Regions from separate parts of the Homo sapiens genome. Here region 1 is linked to region 2. Evidence: read pairs that join two places in POLR2A ChIA-PET (ENCODE). Cell type or tissue: K562. All regions are shown on one strand. Each heading gives the region's core, and the rest is flanking DNA. Links, peaks and the distances in the headings are about the cores only. Region 1 holds the start of ZNF329 (zinc finger protein 329). Region 2 overlaps LOC124904783 (a long non-coding RNA gene).

What was found. Peaks named below come from ENCODE experiments on the same cell type or tissue, not always from the same donor. Only the 100,000 strongest peaks of a DNase experiment are listed, where the experiment ranks them.
Region 1: POLR2A ChIA-PET joins it to region 2 with 5 read pairs; 3 of 35 experiments call an interaction of 5 or more read pairs at or near these places.

What each region holds. Positions count from the first base shown.
Region 1 is chr19:58,149,658-58,152,470 of GRCh38, reverse strand. It overlaps ZNF329 (zinc finger protein 329), which reads left to right and starts at 1,682. Exons shown (of 4, transcript NM_024620.4): 1 at 1,682-1,719. RefSeq lists an enhancer at 1,546-1,605. In K562, for the core only: no CTCF peak of the experiment used is centred there; DNase peaks (open chromatin) are centred at 1,640 and 1,990; H3K4me3 peaks cover 1,069 bases.
Region 2 is chr19:57,715,465-57,718,277 of GRCh38, reverse strand. LOC124904783 (a long non-coding RNA gene) reads right to left here. Exons shown (of 2, transcript XR_007067359.1): 2 at 881-1,111. Among named protein-coding and RNA genes, the nearest start is that of ZNF154, 7.7 kb to the right of the region's middle. In K562, for the core only: no CTCF peak of the experiment used is centred there; no DNase peak of the experiment used is centred there.

The DNA.
Region 1 (2,813 bases), core at 277-2,776, 430 kb before region 2:
CTATACTTTTGTTTAGTAGTTTTGTGAAGATTTTTTTTTTTTTTTTGAGACCGAGTACTAGGATTGCAGGCATGAGCCACTGTGCCCAGCCAATTTTTATATTTTTAGAGATGGGGTTTCACCATGTTGGCCAGGCTCATCTTGAACTCCTGACCTCAGGTGATCCCCCCAGCCCGGCTTCCCAAAGAGTTGGAATTACAGGCATGAGCCACTGTGCCTGGTCTGATACGGCCTTCATGGAGAAATTAAAAAAATACTTTCCATTCAGGAATAATATGTCAGTGTGTTCTGAACTTAACTTCAGGTCTGTTAATGAGGTTTTTGTATTTTCTTCATGAAGATCCTTTATTGCTTTTGCTAATTGATTTCCAAGTTGCTCCAACCATCACTATTGTGAGTGACAATTTAATCACTATTATGGCTTAGAATTTTTTTTCTAATTTTCATTTCAAAATTGTGAAGTATTTCAACCTGCGGAGAGGTTCGGAGAGTAATAGAATAATCTATAAATAATAAAGATGACACCCATGTATCATCGAGATTTTACCTGTGTTAACATGTAGTCAGATTTTCAGGTTTTGATTTGTTTTTTCCTATCAAGCATCACAGGTGTAACTGAGGTCTCCTTTGTCTCCTCCCCAACTCTTTCCCCTCAGTTGCCACTTTCTTGAGGTTGGACAATCTATCTGGTCCATGTTATTGTTACTTTACTACTTATGTATCAATCTCTGTATAACATATAGATTTTGTGTCTTTTATTTCCAGGTAAGTTGTATCATGTGGATAAGTGCACAGTTTACTTTTCGAACTGTTTTTGGAGAACTGTCTATCTTGTATATAAGTTAGTCCTTTTTTTTTTTTTTTTTTTTGAGACGAAGTCTCCCTCTTGTCCCCCAGGCTGGAGTGTGATGGTACGATCTCAGCTCACTGCAACCTCCGCCTCCCAGGTTCAAGTGATTCTCTTGCCTCAGCCTCCCGAGGAGCTGGGATTACAGGCGCCTGCCACCACGCCTAGCTAATTTTTGTATTTTTAGTGGAGACGGGGTTTCACCATGTTGGCCAGGCTGGTCTCAAACTCCTGACCTTAGGTGAGCCCAGTCCGTTTGTTTTAACCACCCCCTATTGCTCCGTTGCACATACCACAGTTTCTCTCTTCCCTGTCAGTAAATATTTAGGCTTCCCCATGCTAAAGTTTAAGAGAACCACTGAAAGAATGAAAATGTGTAGTTTTCATTTTCAACCGGCTATTGTTACTACAGAGGAAAGTTACTGGCTTTGTTTACATTTCTTAGATCTAGTCATTTTAACAAATTAGGCCTCCCAAAATGCTGGGATTACAGGCGTGAGCCACGCACCCAGTAAATAATTATATTGCCAATGAATAATGAGTGTACTTATTCTGAATTTTAACATTATTATCTCAAAAAAAGATTATAGATAAAGAAATATTTTAGGAAATTATGCAGTAAATAAAAGGAAGGCTCTATAACAAAAGAATGATAGCATCGGGTTAAAAATCAGAGGAGACCATAGGAGAAAGTAAATGCCTGCGCGTCCGCCCCGAGGCAAGTCCACGCCAGGGTAATGAATAACCCGGTACCCGCGGCCGCCCCAGCGTTGGGCGGGGGAAGCTCGGGGACTCCGCGCACGCGCACATCCTTGTCCCGGCAGCCGCGCAAGCGCAATCGCCCGGAACATGGCTGCCGCCGGCCGCCAACCGTAAGTGCCGACGCATCCCTGAGCCCTGCGCTGCCTCCGTTTCCTGCGGAGGGAAGTCTTGGCGGGTGGAGGTCCGCCGGGTCCTTGTGGGGCGGCGAGGGGCGCGTCCGCGGGTGGGTTTCACCTGGGTGGTGGGCATGTCGGGCCCGCTAGGGCGAGGGTCTGGCCAGGGGCGTAGTTCTCCTGGTGGGTGGGGACGCTCCGTGGCGATTGGGGTCACTCCTCTGAGGACGAGGTCGCTCCGGGGCTGGTCTGGACGCCCCCGCTCTTTCCTTAGCGTCACCCGTGAGTTCCGCGCTCGCATCTCTAGCCCGCCCTCCCATAGAGACTGTTTTGCCACGCCTGCTGGGTGTCCTGGTCCGTCTCCGGGGGTAACCCCCGAGTCTGCAGCTTTTCTGTCAGGTGTGAGGGGCAGTGTAGGCTTGGGTCGGCCTCCGGCTGAATTGGCGGCCGTGAGCCAGTGGGCTGAGCCGCTTCCCCTTGAGTCTCGAAGGTGTTAGATCACCTGTGTGTTTTTCCATTTGATATTTGCAAAATCATGTTTTACTGCAATTCTCAGTGAGGGCCGCATTTTTGCACGTGTTTAGTGACCATTTTGCTGTCTTTTCCCTTGGTTTAGTGGCATATTTCCTTTGTGCAGTCTTCCAGTCTCAATATTTTATGACATAAAATGTTGGTTTAGATAGAGAAGCTGAAAGACTTGTGCAGTGAACGACCCGGTTAACGTCTGCTGAACTTACTGTATCCCTTATCTTTCCTTCTGTCCATCCTTTCAGCCATTCATTAATCCACCTATTTTTGGAAACATTTCAAAGTAAGTTGCAGATATCACAACACTTCTCCCTCAAACACCTCACTATGCTTACCATGAATTAGAGTTCAGTAGTGCTTTTTTAAATTTTTTGAGCCAAAATTGACTTTCAGTGAAATGCACAGATATTCCCTGTACCATTGATGAATTTTGACAAATGCAACCTAAACCTTTATTAAAATTACCATCAGCCTGAAAAGGTCCTTTATTTTTTGCCAAGTTAAAAAATTTGGCTATAGGAACTTGGGCTTGTTGAAGTACGTTTTGAATACCCAGTTTTTGT
Region 2 (2,813 bases), core at 45-2,544:
CTGTAGTCCCAGCTACTTGGGAGGCTGAGGCAGGAGAATGGCATGAACCCAGGAGGCGGAGCTTGCAGTGAGCCGAGATCGCACCACTGCACTCCAGCCTGGGTGACAGAACGAGACTCTGTCTCAAAAAAAAAAAAAAAAGAAAAAAAAAAAGACCATTGCTGGGTGTGTAAGTGGGTAGGAAAACCAAGATTGAAAGAAGGAAGATCTAGCATTTCAGGGACATGGCTTTGCAACTTAGCCAGTGTTCCTGGTGAATCATGTGGAAATAGCTTTCTTGGTTGCCACTTTTTGCTGTCACTGAGGCAGGGCTGCTCCTGAAGCAAGAGGCAAGAGAGGATAGAGTCTATATAGGGTTGCCTATAGGATTTGTCTGTGTTTTCCCAGTTTTCTTTTTTGTTTTGAGACAGGGTCTCTCTCTGTCAACCCAGGATAGAATGCAGTGGCACTATGATAGCTTACTGTAACCTTGAACTCTTGGGCTCAAGTAATCCTCAGCCTCCTAAGTAGCTGCGATTACAGGCATGTGCCATCACACCTGGCTAACTTTTTTGTTTGTTTTTGTTTTTGGAGATGGAGTCTCACTGTATTGCTCAAGCTGGTCTTGAACTCCTGGCTTCAAGTGATCCCAAAGCACTGGGATTACAGGCATGAGCCAGCATGCCTGGCTGGTTTTCCTAATTTCTTAAAATGAACTGTCATTTATTTGTGAACTCTCTTCTTGTATAATAATATAGGCTATAAATTTCCCTGTAAGTACTGCTTTAGCAGTATCCCCCAAATTTTGATATAGTGTGCACTTGTTTTGTGTGAGATGGAATTAGTTTAAAATTGGACTGGAAAAGCTCTAGTTTTGTCTGTAGGGACTTTAGGTATCTCATTTTGACATTTAAATGCAGTGAGCTTTATTATTATTGTTTAACATCTGGAAGATCCCATGACAATATGGAGGGCAAGTTTGACTGCTGATGGTTTCTGGTTGGCATACATGATTAGGTAGGCACTCTGGCTCAACTGTGTTACCCCAGAAGGGTATAAAATCCCTGCTGGGATCCTCTGACTTGAGCTCTCCTGAAGCCAGCATTTCTCTCTCAGATATTGGTGGCTTGATCTGGAAGTGAATCATATCAGTGTATGAATGGGAGTCTGGAAAACTGCCTGGATTTGTGTCTGACATAGCATATGGGCACGCATTCTTTCTCTTGCTGCACCATATCCTTTGCCTTAACAAAACCTCACGCGAGTATTCTCTGTGGAGTTTTGTGAGTATTTTCAATTACATTTTTGAAATTTTTTCATTTGGTGATGAAAATGGGATATTTGCTATGATCTCTGAGTCCATTTTAAATAATAATGGCTAAGGAGTTATTGGGCAGAATGAAATATGGTAGAGGCTGGTGAGGAAGATTTTTTGTGAATAGGTTGGCTTCCAGTCCTTGGATTGAGATTGCACAAGTTATGTGATTCACTCACAAACAGGAGGAAGAATATAAGTAGGACCTGGAGTCTGTGGGTCGGAGGGGATAACTAAATGTCCTGCAAAACACCCAAACACCTCCCATTAGGCCCACCTCCAACACTGGAGGTCACATTTCAACATGAGATTTGGAAGGGACACACATCTAAACTATACCAGCTGTAGATTCTAGCCTGTAGTTAAGTACACTACCATACCTTTTCCTAACTCCATCCTGCAGACCCAGCTAATTGATGTCATGGTAAAAGGGGAGGCAACATGATATGAGGCTTGATGTTATGGACCTCCTTATTGAGCTGTCTTGAATAAGACTTAATACTGGAGGGGGAGGGAAAAGTAAGAATCATTCAGAAGAAAAGTAACTAAAAATAAAAGAGATGAGATAGCCTGGCGCGGTGGCTCATGCCTGTAATCCCAGCACTTTGGGAGGGTGAGGTGGGCAGATCACCTGAGGTCAGGAGTTGGAGACCAGCCTGACCAACATGGTAAAACCCCATCTCTACTAAAAATACAAAAAAATTAGCCGAGCATTGTGGCGCGTGCCTGTAATCCTAGCTACTCAGGAGGCTGAGGCAGGAGAATTGCTTGAACCTAGGAGGCAGAGGTTGCGATGAGCCGAGATTGCACCATTGCATTCCAGCCTGGGCAACAAGAGTGAAATTCCATCTCAAAATAAATAAATAAATACATACATAAATAAATAAAAAGAGATGGAAGAAACCTCAGGAAAACAGAATTGGATAAAAATGTTTAGATGGTTGATCAAAAATGACCTTAAACAAGAAAGGAAGATGGAGTAGTTACTAAAAATATTGAATCCCTGTAAAAATAACTGGTCTACTGAAAGATCTGGAACTAATTAATTCACCCTAGTCTTGATAATTTTTCAAAATGTCAAAATTATAAAAAGGTGACAAGTATAATCTCTTCAGAGCCTGCTCTGATTATAACCAGGGAGAGAAATGGGGAGTATTATGACTGAATGATGATGTCAATTGAAGAAAATGACAAGACAAGTCTCAATCATTTTGGAGACTTATTTGCCAAAGTTAACGACCCACCCGGGAGACAAGTCTATGCTTTTCTCTGAAGATGATTTTTAGGGCTCCAAATTTAAAGAGGAAAGGGTGGGATATTGAGAAGCACACAGTTTTCACATTAAAAAAGGGGGCAAAAGAAAGATGTGGGGAATCTGCATTTTACATAAGATAACACAGAGGAAATGGGGTAGGCATTTTGTGTCTGACAGGCTGGGGTGACCGCACCTGTAAAGATAAACTATCAGTTTGCATTTCCATGGTGAAGTTTTTTGTTTGTTTCTTTTTTTTTTTTTTTT